Regions from separate parts of the Homo sapiens genome. Here region 2 is linked to region 1. The links are chromatin loops, found by intact Hi-C in ENCODE. Cell type or tissue: Panc1. All regions are shown on one strand. Each heading gives the region's core, and the rest is flanking DNA. Links, peaks and the distances in the headings are about the cores only. Region 1 has its middle 19 kb from the start of HLA-DOB. Region 2 has its middle 7.2 kb from the start of HLA-DRA.

What was found. A loop is a pair of places that touch in the nucleus more often than their neighbours do. Peaks named below come from ENCODE experiments on the same cell type or tissue, not always from the same donor. Only the 100,000 strongest peaks of a DNase experiment are listed, where the experiment ranks them.
Region 2: it touches region 1 in a loop (4-fold over the local background); 38 of 110 quality-filtered maps call a loop at or near these places.

The regions. Positions count from the first base shown.
Region 1 is chr6:32,794,000-32,802,344 of GRCh38, forward strand. No RefSeq gene overlaps it. Among named protein-coding and RNA genes, the nearest start is that of HLA-DOB, 19 kb to the right of the region's middle. RefSeq lists an enhancer at 680-824 and a cis regulatory region at 752. In Panc1, for the core only: CTCF peaks have their summits at 3,214 (motif pointing left) and 3,414; a DNase peak (open chromatin) is centred at 3,192; H3K4me3 peaks cover 780 bases; H3K27me3 peaks cover 2,768 bases.
Region 2 is chr6:32,428,466-32,436,810 of GRCh38, forward strand. No RefSeq gene overlaps it. Among named protein-coding and RNA genes, the nearest start is that of HLA-DRA, 7.2 kb to the right of the region's middle. In Panc1, for the core only: a CTCF peak has its summit at 3,862; no DNase peak of the experiment used is centred there; H3K27me3 peaks cover 1,859 bases.

The DNA of each region.
Region 1 (8,345 bases), core at 72-8,071:
CTTCCATGAATAAGAATACGAGTAGGTACTCTCATTGGTACTTCTTCCTTATCTGTAGGTACCTGAGATGACTGTGTCCTCTAAAGCTTCTGTGATGCTAGATGCACCCAACATCATTTTCTATAATTGAGGATCGTAGCTTTCCCCTGTGATCCTCTGGCTCTATTGTGGGAAGATAGTCAAAAAATCATCTTTTAAAGTAGGAAATAAACTTCTTTTTATAGAATCAGCTCCCCTTCCTCTGCGCTTGTGGTTTCCATTACTATAAAAGAGAGCACTGAAGTCCAAAGAAAGTACTGTGTATTTCCCTTTTGGGGCCCTGATGTTCTGCCCATGGCATTCATGCCCCCAAAATTGTTTCATGCCACCATGAAATTGCCTCCACGTGGTGCCCATCTTTTTCCCTTCACTCATATTCTCAACATTTCCAGAACCAGAGAGAGAGAGACAGAGAAACAGAGAAGTTCTGACCTCAACACCACCTTTTCCTACAGAATATGTGGCACCCGTATTTTGTCAGAGAAGACAAATGCGTTGTTCCTCAGATTGGTAGGATTCATGGGCATTTCATCCTCATAATATGAGGTTGTATGCAGACAGTGCCTCCTGGTATCAAGAAGCCATGTGAGTTACACCACAGAGGAGAGGAAGTTAGGGGTTTCAAATATTTCAAAGAATAAGGAAGCTAAGTCATACTCAGAAGTTAACAAGAACTTTGGGGAGAGAGGAAGTCAAAATACAGAAATGCATTCAAAAAAAAGTTTAGGATGTAGAGGAGGATGGGATCACCATGAGACAGCCGTCCAATGCCCATGATAGTTCCTGTTACAGTAAGCCACATCTTCAGATAGAGAGAGAAAAGGCCACATGTATACTTACCTTGTATGAATGAGCACTGTTGTTTGATGAATTCCATCTCTTCCCCTCTTTTCAGTCCCTTCATCCTCATTGTAATAACAAGACTGCTGGTGATGTGGCCATGCAGAGCTCTTGTCCCTCATGTTCTTTCCACCTCGATCTTTCACTTTTCTCTATTTCTGCTTCTCCTGGTCCTACCTGGGCTCTCCCCAAGGGCTGCTCCTCACCGGGCAGCTAGTTACACGGCCACCACCACCCTGCCATCTACACAGAGGCCCTCCATCTCTCTGTGACCATTTTGATGAGATCTCTTTTTTTCATGGCATCCATCTTGGCAGTAGCAAGTTCATAGCCCAGAGTAAGAGGATTACCTGTTGGGATGCACAAAGGAATTTAAACCCCATTGAAATTTGTGACCCAAATCATTGTTTATGCTTAACAGAAATAGCAGCAATAAGATCGATTGAGGAATTATCTCACGTACTAAAACAGAAGACCTATCATTTTGTGGGAGGTAGTAGCCATGAATCCAAATCAAGCCTAGTAGTAGTACATTCCCCAGCGTGCTCAGAATATGCATAGAGAGTTTAAATCAAGGCGTAAGAGTTTCCAACCCTTCTATCTGTATGGCCAAGCCCCATTCATGTTAGTGCTGGAAGCATTCTTCCTGTATCTCATTGGTTTCTCGGGTACTTTTTCTCAATGTCTCCATTTAAAAACGTTTATATAGAGTTCTGGTTTCTGCTTGGGGATGCAGAGAACTGGAAACAATGATGCTTCCTTGCAACATGAAAGAAATCACACAAATTGCAAGGTCGCAATTTTTTTCAACCCATCACAGAGCTGGGATTGAGCTTCCAACTAGCTTGAAATCTAGGAAAGTTGTTGCCTGAGTGCTTGCTTACCTAAGGCAGGTACAGCTGGGCACTGGTAAGAAGAATTTAGCTGGAATCATTTAAAAATTGACTGAGGTCAAATGTGGGCTGGAAAGAGTACAGAGCCCCAGGGGCTCACGAGTATAGGGCGGTTCACACCTTCTTGCAAGCTTCGTATCCGGGAATGCCAGTGGGTGTTCACAAATAAAAAATGGGAGAGTCCTGAGAAGGCATTCCGCATGCTTTTCAAGGAAAAGAATAAATAGAAGTTAAAGGCTTTATACATCGATGTGCATCAAATGAGTTAATTAACAGAATATAAGGGAAGCAAAGACTTTACTATCTCATGTTGAGAGCAGACTACATACTCAAACCCTATTTCGTCTGTTTTTTGTTTGTTTGTTTGTTTGTTTGTTTGTTTTGAGATGGAGTCTTGCTTTGTCGCCCAGGCTGCAGTGCAGTGGTGCGATCTCCTCTCACTGCAACCTCCGCCTCCCCATTAGCAGGGATTACAGTCGCACACCACCACACCCGGCTAATTTTTTTTTTGTATTTTTAGTAGAGAAGGAGTTTCACCATGTTGGCCAGGCTGGTCTCGAACTCCTGACCTCATGTGATCTGCCTGCCTCGGCTTCCCAAAGTGCTGGAATACACGTGTGGGCCACTGCGCCCAGCCTCCTCCGTTAATCTATTATCATTCTTCTCTAATATTCTCAAACTTACTTAATTCATTAACGTGATATATGTTGACATCTCATTAAATATGTCTCTATTTATGACATACTCAACAACATGTGTGTAGTGTTATAAAATTTTAATTTATTTTATAAATATTTAACACTAACTGAGTGCCAGGCATTCTTCTATGCACTTAAATAGCAGACAGGCATGGTGGCCGACACCTGTAACCCCAGCACTTTAGGAGGCCGAGGCAGGAAGATCACTTGAGCCCAGAAGTTCAAGACCCTGTGGTTTCAGAGGCTGAGGTGGGAAGACCACTGGAGCCCAGGAGGTCAAGACTGCAGCGAGCCATTATTGCACCACTGCACTCCAGCCTGTGGGACAGAGGGAGTGAGACCCTGTCTCAGATGAAAGAAAGACAGAGAGAGAGAGAGGCATAGAGATGCATATGCACACAACGATTACATCGTAGGGCTGTTTAAATTACTCATTCTGGCTGGGGGTCTGTGCTCTAAACCACTATTGGTACGCTATTTCTGTGTGGCTGGTCTGGAAAGCTTCACACCACCCCCCTCTCCCTTCCCTGAATTTCCATATTCCCCCCAACCCTCATTATCCCTTTCAGAGTCTCGCAGGTTGAGGTGATGTGAGAGAGGAAGCAGAAGCGAAGGTTACGCGAGGAAAGCCCCTCGTTAAACTTGGGATTTTCACGGGGACTCAGTCCAGAGGAAGTTGAGAAAACCAACTTAAATTACGGTCTCGATCGCCATCTGGCGGTGGAAGTCCACATTACATCCGCGGAGCAATGGCTGGGAACGTTGCATAATAGAGCGGGGCTCAAATTCCAAATTAAGTTTCTGAATTTTTTCCATCTGGAATTTTATTTGATGATTAGTCTAGCATCGTAATGGTGTCCTTCGTGTTGACGTGAAAACCCAGTCTTCCTTCAGTTCATTTCCCGTTTATTAGGGATGCAAAACTCCAGCCACAGGTGACCTACGACTCTGACTCCTTCCCCACCTACTTTACCCTCCCCTCCCCCAGTACATTCTGGGGCTAAACCCTAAGAGGTACCCATGCATCGCTGGGCCGATGATGAAAATGAAGAAGTCTTCTGATGAAGCGAGACCCCGGAAGTGCAGCTTCAGGCAAAATCCTGAGCGAATTCTTTGCTGCCAGGACAGTCCATAGGCTCTTACTCTTAGAAATTACGTAAGCATGAGCAGTCAACGCTGAAAAGCAGAGAATGTGGTTTTCTGGCGGACTCCAGAGGGAGACCAGGAAATCCTCTCACTTACAATCCATCAAGAGTAGTTCCTCCAAATTGAGTACAAAGTCTCTAAAGGCCAGCAGAGACAAGTAAGGACTTGTAGTGAGCTGCAGCTCACCACCCGGATCAGAACATAAAAGACAGGAGACCTCACGGCCTGGAGACCCACTAGAGCAAAATCTGCCATCCCAGGCAGGGAGGAGAATCAGGCGGAGGCCTGACATGGTGAGGCCTTGCTCCAAGTGGAGAAGGTGCATAAACTTAACAACTTTGTTATTGCCCTGAGGATGTGATGTGGCAAAGGGGACAAGGATTGGATAGATTGTCTTACTGATGGAAGTTGGTAACAAACAAGGCAAATCAAAAAAGAAGCCATGAGATCCAGGGAACTGCTGTACAGGGGACATGGCTGCATAATATTAGTATAGTAACTCATTATGCACTTGTGTGGCAGACAGTGGCTGAATTCTGGAGACGGAAAATATTAATAAGACACGGAGTCCTGCTTACCACCCAGGAGACATATTAGCAAACAAAGGGGCACAGCAGAAATGTGTGTAAAATTAGGACATTGAAGTCACAAACAATTAGGAAAATTTTCTAGTGGAAATGACATTCAAGCTGATCGAGGGTATATGGAGAATGGCTTCCAAGTCTAACAAAGCATGAGCGGCTTGGACACTTGGACAGGCTTCGAGGGAAGTGAAAGTCTTTCGGAATTGGTAAAATGGGTGGGTGACAGATGAAGCAGAGGGCTAGGGATGGATGCCTCACACACCAGGCTAAGGACTTGGGTCTTTGATCTGCAGTCAGTAGGACCAGTATGCAGACTGATAGTAAGGGAAGGGTCATGGGCAGCTTCACGTTTTAGAAAGACTACTCTGATGGGAAGAGTGGGTTAGAGGAGCATAAAATTGAAAGCAGAGAAAGCAGCGTGGGTAACTGTTAGAGTAACACAGACCAGACATGATGGGGCTCGAATTAAAGTAGGATCAGGGATCTAGAGAGAGGGTCAGAGACATGTGAGGGAGCAGATGCAACATGATGTGTCGTCATCCATTGTATATGGGAGAGAGGAGAAGGCGAGAGCAGAAGATGCTTGGGAGACCAAGTGGTTAGTAATTCCAGTCATCAAGAAAGGACAGTTTAAGAGAACATTCCATATTAGACATTTTGTATTTGTAGGGCCTGTGGGTCATCCAGATGAAACTTTACTCTGTGTGGTAGATGGAATAATGCCCCCAACTGCCACCCCTGAAAGATCTGAATCTATGAAACCTGTGAATCTGTTACCTTACATGGCAAAAGGGACTTTGCATTAGTGATTAGATTAAGGATCTTGAGATGGGGAGATTATTCTGGATTAGCCAAGTGGTCCTGATATAATTACATGGGTCCTTCTAAGTGAAAGAAAGAGGCAAGAGAATAGAAGGAGATGTGATATTAGAAGCAAAAATCAGAGGAAAGTGATTGCTGGAAGGGGGCTACAAGCCGAGGAATGCAGCTGGTCGCTGCAAGCTGGAAGAGGCAAAAAACAGATTATCCGCTAAAGCCTTCAGAAGGGGAACACAGACAAGCTAACACCTTGATTAGCCCTGTACAAGTGTTAAAAGAAAAACTTTGAACAAATGAAATTTATTTTGATTTATTTGAGCAAAGCACAATTCATGAATTGGGCAGCATCCAGGACCAGAAGAGGTACAGAGAGCTCCACTGAGCAATAGGGGCAGGCAATATTTATAGAGAGAAAAAGGAAGTGGTATACAGAAGCAGCTTGTTTACAGCTCAGTATTTGCCTTATTTGATCATGGTCTGATCAGTTGGCAACCTGTGATTGCCTGAAGCTTGGCTGCTGTGTTTGCCTGAGACTCAGCTATTTATTACAAGAATATGCTCTTAAGTTAGGGTACAATTTTCTTACACATTAAGTTAGATTTCAGTATACTACGTAGGAATTCAAAGTACAGAGGCCGCTTTAAGCCAAATTTAATTTAATTTAACAGGACCCATTTTAGGCTTATAATTTCCAGAACTGTCCAACAATAAATTTTTGTTGTTTTAAAACACTAAATTGTGGTAATTTGTTACAGCACCAATAGGAAACTAATATATCCTGTAATCACGAAGCAATATAGCTCAAACCTCAGGCTTGGGGACCATATGGATTTGAGTTCTTATCATAGCTCCATCGCTTCCTACCCATATGAACTTGCGTGTCTTAATTAACCTCCCTAAGCCTCCACTTTCTCATTTGTAAAATGGGACTATCTACTAGAATTTCTGTCTGGAAAGAGGAATGGGGAGGCAGTGTGGTCAGCTGTTTTGCATAACAAGCCCTGTAGAAATACAGATGCTCCTTGACTTCAGGTGGGTTTGTGTCCTGATAAACTGCAAGTTGAAAATGCATTCAATACCCCTAACCTATCAAACATCATAGTTTAGCCCAGCCTACCCTCAACATGCTCAGAACACTTACATTAGCGTGGCTGACTGGGAGCTGTGGCTCACTACTGCTGCTCAGCGTCAGGTGAGAGTGTTATACCACATATCACTAGCCCAGAGAAAGACTGACATTTCAAATTTGAAGTACATTTCTTCCAGAATGTGTACTGCTTTCACGCCATCACAGCTGAACAATCTTAAGTGGAACCATCATAAGTCAGGAACCATCTGTATTTGATGTTTTAAACCATGTCATGTATAACTTTTTTAAAAAAAAGATAAAATAATTTTAAATATTAAAATAGGAAAATTTTAAAAAGAAAAAAGACATTTTTTTCTTTTCTTTTTCTTTTCTTTTTTTTTTTTTTTAGGCAGAGTCTTGCTCTGTCACCCAGGCTGGAGTGCAGTGACATGATCTTGGCTCACTGCAGGCTCCACCTCCTGGGTTCACACCATTCTCCTGCCTCAGCCTCCCGTGTAGCTGGGACTACAGGCACCTACCACCATGCCCAGCTAATTTTTCATATTTTTTAGTAGAGACAGGGTTTCACTGTGTTAGCCAGGATGGTCTCGATCTCCTGACCTCGTGATCTGCTCACCTCAGCCTCCCAAAGTGCTGGGATTATAGGCGTGAGCCACATTTTTTATTTTCTAAAATGAAAATGTTGATATTTAATTTTTAATCCCCTTCAAAAAAGCAACTACTCTGTTTATGAGATTTATAGAGAATTCCATATAGTTAATACTAAATACATTCCTACATCAGAATTTGTTTAATACAAAATCAATTATTTAGGTTAAAATGTTAACACTCTTCCGCTAAATTACCACTGCAATTGTGTAACTTCAAAATGCTCAGGATATTGTCAACAGAGGAAATAGAAATTGATCTTCTAGCACAATAGTCAAACAAAATTGACTATACAAGATTTTGGATGCTTGTTACACTGTTGACTCAAAACAATTCTAAACAACTCAATGTACTTGATGGACAGAATGTACTAAGAAACCAACAAAAGCAATTCATTTCTTACTTAGCTACATAAGCTAAGTAAGAAAATCGCAAATGCTGACATCCAAGGAAGCTTTCCAAGCATAGAAATAAACTCTGATAGATTATTTCAGATCCAGGATATTTGGAAAATAAATCAGATTGCCTTTTTGGATAATTCCTAAAGAATCACACAATTATGACTTTTGAATCCTTTATTAATGGAGGTTACAGCAGCCTAAATAACTTGAAAAGTGGGGTTGGCTCTCAAATAACATGGAGGGTTTGTTTTAGAGGAAACATGTAACACGACAGGACTCCAGAAGCACGTGCTTTAAGGTATAAGGACATGTACCCCTGGTGACAGAGGATGTATAAATATTGTGAGTCCAAATATATAGGCCACTTGTTTAAGAAAAAAAGACATTAGGAGTATAAAAAGGAATCAAATGTAAGTGCAAACTCATAATAAATCTAAACTACATGAGGCATAAATCCTAAATAAGTGCTTAAGTAGCTGAAATAGTATCACTTTATGTTGGAAACCTGAAAGGGACTAAATATATGACATAGAGTCCATATTTAAAAACTTCATGTAGGCATTAAATAGAAAGGATACAGCTCATTTGACAACCAGTAGAACAGGCAGCTATTTAAAGAAGCGTAATCCAAGTTAATGATGTACATATATGAGGTATTAGAATACGTAATTCAATGGCCATTCATGATAAAATGCTCAGAAAATGCAAATAGAGAGGAACTGCCTCAATTTGATAAAGAGCATCTGCAAAAAATCTTACAGCTAACACAGCGGTGAAAGACTGAAATTTTTCCCCCAAAGATCGGGAACAAAGCAATGATGTCCACTCTCGCCATGCTTATTCAACATGGCGTTGGAAGTTCTAGATAATGTAATGGGCGAGAAAAAAAAAAGGCGTGCAGATTTCAAAGGAAGAAATAAAAATGGATCAAAGTCTAATATGTAAAACATAAAGTCACAAAACTCTCAGGAGAAAATCTTCAGGATCTAGGATTAAGCAAAAAGCTTTTAGACTTGACACCAAAGGCATAATCCATAACAGGAAAAATTAATAACGTGCAACTACTAGTGGTTTGTCCTCACCAATTTGTATTTGAGGTTTATGGGGATACTTTGACACTTAGTTTTGTTGAAAATGTTAAGATGCTGTATTAAATTATACTTTTTATTTTGATATAATTGTTGATT
Region 2 (8,345 bases), core at 40-8,039, 370 kb before region 1:
ATGCCCTTGGGATCTGTATTAGGTGCTCCAGAGCAGTTGTACTAACAGGATATGTATATATAGAAAGATACTTCTTTTAAAGAATTTGCTCACATGATTGTGGAAGCTTACTGAGTCCAAATTCTGATGGAAGAGGCCAGCAGTGGAGGAGACTGGGACAGAGTTGCAGTTTGAGCCCAAAGGTAGTCTGCTGTGGAACCAGGAAGAGCCAGGATTGCAGATGGAGTCTGAGACAATCTGTTGGAGAGTTCCCTCTTATGCTAATCAGGCATTCAACTGATTAAATGAGGGGAACCCAGTTATGGAGGGCAATGTACTTTACTTAAAATCTACTGACTTAAATATGTAACTCTCACCCCAAAACTGCCAGATGATGTGAAATTCCATGTCCTCTACTTGGCTCCATTGACACTCAGATGGAGTAGATTAAACAACAGACATTTACTGAAAGTCCTCACTTAACATCATCAATAGGTTCTTAGAAGCTGTGACTTTAAGCAAAATGACATATAATAAAACTAATTTGACCATAGGCTAATTCAGCGATCCCCAACATTTTTGGCACCAGGGACTGGTTTTGTGGAAGAAAATTTTGCCATGGATGGGGGTTGGGGACTAGCGGTGGCAGGGAGTGGGATGGCACAACCTAGATCCCTCGCATGGGCAGTCCACAATACAGTTCACAAAGGTTTGCACTCCTGTGAGAATCCAATGCCTCTGCCGATCTGACAGCAGGCCATTAGTGGTCTGTGGCCCAGGGGTTGGGAACCCCTGGGCTAATTGATGCGAACAAGATTTAAGTTCCTGTGGCTTATTTCTGGTCACAAACACATCACCAAACTCCTAAATAAAGACTCAGAACACTTCTAATATTAAACATTAAAATAAATGGGAACTATATATACATTTAAGGTAGGTTTATAATAACAAGTAAGATAATTAATTATCCAGTTTTTGGTGAATTAGTGAGTGATGGTGGTCACAGTGGTGGTGGGTTACATTAAGGAACAAATGTTTGTAAAATGAAAATGGTAAGGAGCACCTCCTGCCACCACACAGCTCAAACACAAAGAAGAACAAATACGTTGAACTCACTGAGTACTTTTGTACCCCATTGTTTACTATTGTACAGTTGTATGAATATCATGTACTTTACAAATTTTTATTTTAGAAACATTTCTATTCATTCGCTTATTCATTTTCCAACCTGCTTATTCCAGTTCAAGGTCATGGATGACTGGAGCCTATCCCGGCAGCTCAAGGACAAGAGAGGAACCAACCTTGTATAGGATGCCATCCCATCCATTGTGGGATGCAGACACACACACACATACACACAAAGTCACTCTGCTGGGACAATTTAGACTCACCAATTAACCTAACATGCATGTCTTTGGGATGTGGGATAAAACTCAAATACACAAAGAAAACCCATGCGGACGTGGGGAGAACACACAAACTCCTCATGGACAGTGGCCCTGGCCAGGAACCTATTTATTTTCTCACCAACATTGTAACAAAACGTTGAACAAAACAATGCTGTAGGAGGACCCTCTGTGTTTCTCACAGTCCTGGAGGCTGGGAAGTCCAAGATCAAGATGCTGACAGGTTCAATTCCTGGTGAACTTAGAACTGAAGGCTCTCTGGCAGGGGTGCCTTGTGGCTGCAGGCTGGGTATAGAAACTCAGGCTCCCCACTAGGCCTCCACTTACAGAATCCTGACTGGGAGGGAGAGGGTCTCATCAGCGCTCCCACATGGCCTCTACTGACACCAGGAAGGGAGAAGTGCCTCCTTACACCTGGACAGTGGTGAAAGTCCCAGCTTTCTACTTGGCCTCCTCTGACAACACCTTGGCAAAGTGGGTGAGGAGTGCTTCCTTGCAACAGGGCAGGTGGAAGTCCAGGCTCTTCACATGGGCTTCACTAACACCACAGTGTGGAGGTGGCTGATTACTGATAGGCAGGGGCAAAAGTCCTAGGTCCCCAGTTGGCTTCCTCTGACATAAGCCTGATGGGTCTAGGTAGTGTCTCATTATCGCCAGGCAATGGGATAAGACAAAGCTCCTCACTCAGTGTTTGCTGACTGAGGCGGGATGGAAGCCCCTGATTTTTCTGTATTTGACTGGAGTAGTGCGGTTACTGTCAGTTATCTGCCTGGTAGGCTGCTCTTTCTTGTTCCCTTGGATAGAGAAACATGCTTTCCTTAGGATATTTTTGTCTGTGACTACTGATGTTTCCTGTTTTCCAGTTTCTCCAGCACTCATTCCTGGATATATTAGGCAGAAAGAAGACCTATGAAACTCACCACTCTGTCATTCCCCAATCCCATGGTCTGAGGCCAACCTGCTTCTCCTCTCCATCATTCAAGGGCTTTTTATGTCTGTCTGTAGCTGTACTTAGCAGGAGGAATAGGAAGAATTGTACCTACTTCATCTTGTCTTAGAACCAGAAATCTCTCACCATATTTTTTAAAATATGTTTTTGTCATATATTAAAATATTATACCTCTATCCTTAGATCCTTAAATAAACATATAATGTATCCTTAGAGTTAAGTTAATTTGGTAACAAAAATAAAACAAGACTAAAACTATTAATTATGTTAAAGCCATAAAAATATGCAAATTTTTTCCCAAAATATGGGAAATGTGCGTGTGTGTGTGTGTATCTCCTATGTATACACATATACCATATGACATATACACATAAAAAAAGACATAAAATGAAAATTGCCGATGTATCAATACCCGGGGGCAGGGAGTATTCTCAGGTTTAACTAAATACTCATATTCAAGTTTTTACCATAGGCCACACCTGGCTCTCAGATTCACTTAGAAGGATATTAGACAGGAGTCAAAGTATGCCAAAGTGCTGAATCAGGTCTTTTTCTTCAGTGGGAGAAGTTCTTGAAACAGTCTATAATTTATTCCAGGTGCTAGTTTCATCCTCTGCCCCCATCCCCCAAGTGACAACTCAGGTACAAGGAGCTGAATTTACACCTGTGGAAGTTGTGTCCACCCTAGCTTAGAATCCTCATGTCATCTACGAGCTAGTACCTCTTATAACAAACCCATGGGCACAGCTTCCAGAGTCCCTGTAAAGGGCATGCTCAGTTACAAGGGTCACTGCATTTGGAAATACCCAAACTATGGGTCCCCGTCATTTGTTACGGTTCATGAAATATTCTTCCCAGTAAAGATACAAAATGCCAACCAGAAGCCATTTGTGCCATAAGCAATGTTGTCTAAAAATCCAGCTGACATTCTTCCTCCATCAGGTTTCCAGAAAACAGCTAGAAAATTAGCCTAAGATTAAATACATCATGGAGAAGTAGAAAGGGTGTTATAAAGCATTTATCCACAAGATTCAAAATGAAATACAGTTAATTTTGTCCGTTTTAAGACATTATTTCAACCTTCAAATTATTTAAAAGAAGTACATCCTATATTTTGTGTGCTTATTCAAAAAAGGCATGGTAATACTTATAAAAAGACTTTAAATATTTTTATAAGTTTTAAATATTTTATAAGTAATTTTATAAATAAAATTACAAACCATTTAAGTGACCTAATTAAATCAAACACACTTTGAGTATGCACATAAGAAAAAAATTAGTTGAAGCATCCTGACTTAAGAAATCCTTGATCTTTCATAAGGTGTCTGAATACTCAATGTCAAAAACACTTATGAAGAATTAAACACTGTTGACCACAAGAGGGAAACCTAGTCCCAGTTATACTATAAATTAGAAAATCAAGGGAAAAATATGTGTCCTGAGAACTTTTGAAATAGTCACATATAAACATAGTATACAAGAAAAAACCAACCGTCATCCCTACCCAAGGACATGTTTGTGGTATGAGTGGTTTTAGTGTTTTGAGTGGACTGGTTCTTGGACTCCACATATTATTGGCTACAGAGATAGAGACTTGATTTAGAAAATCACAGTTGCCACTTTCTAAGTAAGCCCTTGACCAAAAGACTAGATTTCTTTAAACCCAGTTTTCTCAGGTAAAATGGAAATACAACTATTATCTAATAAATATAAGTAAGCTTTAGTGTCATAGTCATAGCAGTAGTATTTTCAATTGGTAAAAAGAAACTGGACCCCAAAAAAGAATTTCAGTGAAAGCAGTAACAGTCTTCTGGCATATTTCTCACCTTTCTTTCTACCTTAAAGGTTCAAAGTTCCTAAGTAATCTCAGAAACCTAAAATAGTTTATTCTCTATCCTCACTATTGGTTTTTAAAAAACATTTTGCAGCATGGACCACTGCTCGTGTACAGATGCTCTCCAACTTAACAATAGGGTTATGTCCCAATAAACCCATTATAACTTGAAAATATCTTAAGCTGAAAATGCATTTAATACACCAATAAACCCATCATAAAGTTGAACAATCATAAGCCAAATTATAAGTCAGAGACCATCTGTATTAGCTTAAGTCTTGGAATGGTTTATTTTTTAGATGCCATTTAGCCACTTATATTCTCTTCTATTTTATTGTGAGAACTAATTCCCCTCTTACATTCTGTGCTTGACCCATGCTATACTTAGTGTGAACAAGAGCCACCTTCTTCTCATGACTTCTATTTTTTTGTGAAAATTTCCTTCACTCATTCACGACATTTGGATTTGAAATCTTACCTACTTAAGTACTTTAAAAAATCATTTTCTACCATCTTTCTTATCAGGAGGCTCTAGTGATTCCTTCTCCACACTTCTAACTTCTCATCTTCACACTCCTTGTCTTCCTAACTTCACTACAGTAAGTGTTTTACATGTTTAGAACTCAGCTCCTTTACTATGATTGCTAACCATGTACCTTAAATAAACCATCTTCTAGTTTTTTGTTTCTTACTCTCAATTATACCTTTTAGAAAAGAATTAAGAGTAGAAAAAGACTGCTACATAGACATTCTTATGATCTTCAGAAATGAGCACAGATCATGCTTAATGAAAAAAGATTTCCAAACAATGCTGCATATGTCCAGAGAAAAGGTGGCAGAAATGACTGTCGTTTGGGGGCACTATTGTCTGGACATGGCCAGTTCTCAGAACTCCAGTCCCTAAATTCCCTTCTAACTAAAGGAAAAGCCTCTTAAGGGTCTTATAGAAATCCTGCCACTTTCACCTGAAAGAATAATCTTCAGTTATGTGGCACATGGCCAAGAGTAAAAGTCTTTAGTCACTTGGAAGCAGACAGACACTGTAATGCTAAATAATTGGACATAACATGGAACTTACTGAGGCCTCAAATATCAATTTTACTTTGGGAAAAAGAGCAGCATCCTTAAAAGTGATTGAAAGTAACTCAAGTTTATTCCTTAACAGAGTGATGCTTAATCTAACAAAAAACATGTTATATGCACACTCTTCTCCATTACCTTGTAAGAAAACTGGACTAGGAAACACAGCTGAAATGGCCAGTTCTGCCTCCATTTCCTAAACCGTGTTATAATTATGTCTATGTGACCAGTAACAGACAATGACCATGATTTATACTTTTTCATATGTTTGTTGTTTTGTTTTCAATGTTTGTGGTCTTTCCTCAGTATCAGCTAAGAGGCCATTAACACAGATATCTGTTTATGGACATGCGACACTGTTGTTCACCTCTTTTGCAGAATTCATAAAGAAATGATGGGGAAAACACATCAAAGATAGAGTGGATAAAGCAAATGTGCCACATATACACCATGGAATACTATGCAGCCATGAAAAAGAATGAGTTCATGTCCTTTGCAGGGACATGGATGAAGCTGGAAACCATCATTCTCAGCAAAATAACACAGGAACAGAAAACCAAACACTGAATTTTCTCACTCATAAGTGGGAGTTGAACAATGAGAACACATGGACACAGGGGCCTGTTGGGGGGGTGGGGGGCAAGGGGAGGAGAGCATTAGGACAAATACCTAGTGCTTGAGGAGCTTAAAACCTAGATGACGGGTTGATGGGAGCAGAAAACCACCACGGCACATGTATACCTATGTAACAAACCTGCATGTTCTGCACATGTATCCCAGAACTTAAAGTAGAATAAAATAAATAAGTAAATAAGGAATGATGGGACAAACAAGTTTCTGTTATTGTCTCTCTACTGACCAAAGGGTGGTCAGAGAGTATAGGATGAAGCAGATTTGTGATATCCTTGAATAGATCTGCTCTTTACTATGAATTCTATCATCTACTCCCAGCGTATGTGGGAAAGGGACCAACTTACTTGCCTGGAATTTAGTGAAATTGTTTTCTAGGGGGACCAAGAGTTTCCTCTACTTGATATGAAGTTGGGTGGTTGAAGATGATAGGATTGGCTTCTGCTTCCATCAGAATCCTAAAGGGCAGGGTATATGGACTAGTTGGTATTGGATCTTGGAAACTGTGATGCATTGGGAATGGTCACACTCCCAGAGTTTGTGGACACAAAGAATGTTTTAGTGTCCCCTACACACCAGACACGGGCCATGAAGGAATCTGAAGAGCCTACCAAACCTTGCACAAGAGAAAAGCTTTACTTGGAACATCATCCAGGCTCAGAGAACACAAATATTTCATTTCCAGTAAGACGTTTCTGGTCTTTTTCTCTTCCTCCCCTTCCCTGAACCTACCCTAGATGAGCTATGGCCTCAAAGTGCCAGTAGAACGTAAGAAGGAAGGAGAACCACACTCATTCCTGCCTTCAACAATTTACACAGGGATAGAAAGAGATTTATATTAAATCAAGTTGGGACTTTCAATTATTATATAGTACCAAACAATCTAATTGCTGAACTAAGATATACTTGTGCAATTTAAGGGAATTGTAGAATAGCATATTAATTAGAATCAAGAAAATAATTCATGAAGTATGCTATAATTCCTACCCAAGCGCAGGGGAATAGCATCTCTAATGAAATTCTCTAAAGAGGCAAGAGCAGGCACAATGAGTTTTTGTTTGATTAAAGATTCCATTTAGTGCTTATCCAACCTAGCAATTACATTTGTATGCTTCAGATGTTTTAAAAAAATAAACAAAAGAAAGTACCTTAAATAAAGAATAGGATCAAATAGTATTTAAACAATTGAGTAAATTAAAAAATTATATGAATTAGATTGATTGAAATTGATACTTTCCTAATTCTCCTCCTTCAACACACAGACACACACACACACAACACGTATGCATACAAACACATCTGAATTCTATAAAATCATTCTGACCTTGATGAGATTCCATAGTTTACTCATGCAACAGAACATAATGTCTAAATGAAGTTTCTGGTCTCTGTTTTACATGGATGATTGAGTAAAATCATTCCCTATTCCTGGAAGAATAGCTAAGAAAGGATTCACAGGTGAGGACATGCGTTTTTTCAGAAGATGAGAACAAAGATGAGAAGATGAGAGCAACAGAATGTCCTATATCCTAATTCTCTGTGCTGACTTCGGAGTGGCCAATATGATAGAGATGGAAGGAACTCTGAAAACAAATTGCCAGAATTTCTAAGGAACAGGAGATGTTGAGTGAGTGAATCAAGCCATGGACTGGCTGTATGGGGGCAGCTATTAGAGACAACTACCCTTAGACTTCTTTGGTGATTGGTCAAGCTAATCTTTTCCTTCAGAGTCTCTCAATTATAAGACTTAGCTTGTGCCATTTAGAACAGACAAGAACACAGAGAATTATAGAACAATCTGACTACAGGTTCTCAAGTTAAAGCAATGAAACTTGTAGTTGGCCGGCAGGAAAATATTCTGAGATGTGGATTCAAAGTTTCTAAGTGTGCACACGTACACACACACACCCCTACCTGCATGCATTTTGTAATTTACAAAGACTAGTCAAGTAAAGAGGGGTAATTTCACACCCCAGGAGGTCTGTATAAAGATAACTCTGGTCTTTAAAGCATCAGGTTTCAGGTAGAGGTGAAGAGAGAATGAATCAAACTCAAACTGCCATCCTCCCAGGTTAAAGATGAGTCCAGTCATCGTGGAGGCCTCTATTAACACAGGACATGCTAGGAAGGCCCATTAACCCACTGCCCTAGCACATTTGTTAACGTCCTAGTGCATTTGTTGATATCAACAGTTCACAGTTTTTATTCTGATAGGGATCTATTCCAGCAGACCAGCTTCTGTGACCTCTCAGGATGAGAAAAAGTAACACAAGAAAAGCTTCTTATGTAGTGAATTGAGAAGGAAATACCTAGATCAATATTCCCTCAGCACCTCTGGTAGGAAGTCCTTAGTAGGAGAAAAACACCATGAAGACCCTTAGTGCAGAAGGAAAAGGGGGTAGGGGGTGGTGGAAGGGAAGCTAAAAGAAGGGGCTGGAGGTTCTCAGAATTCAAACCACACAAACAA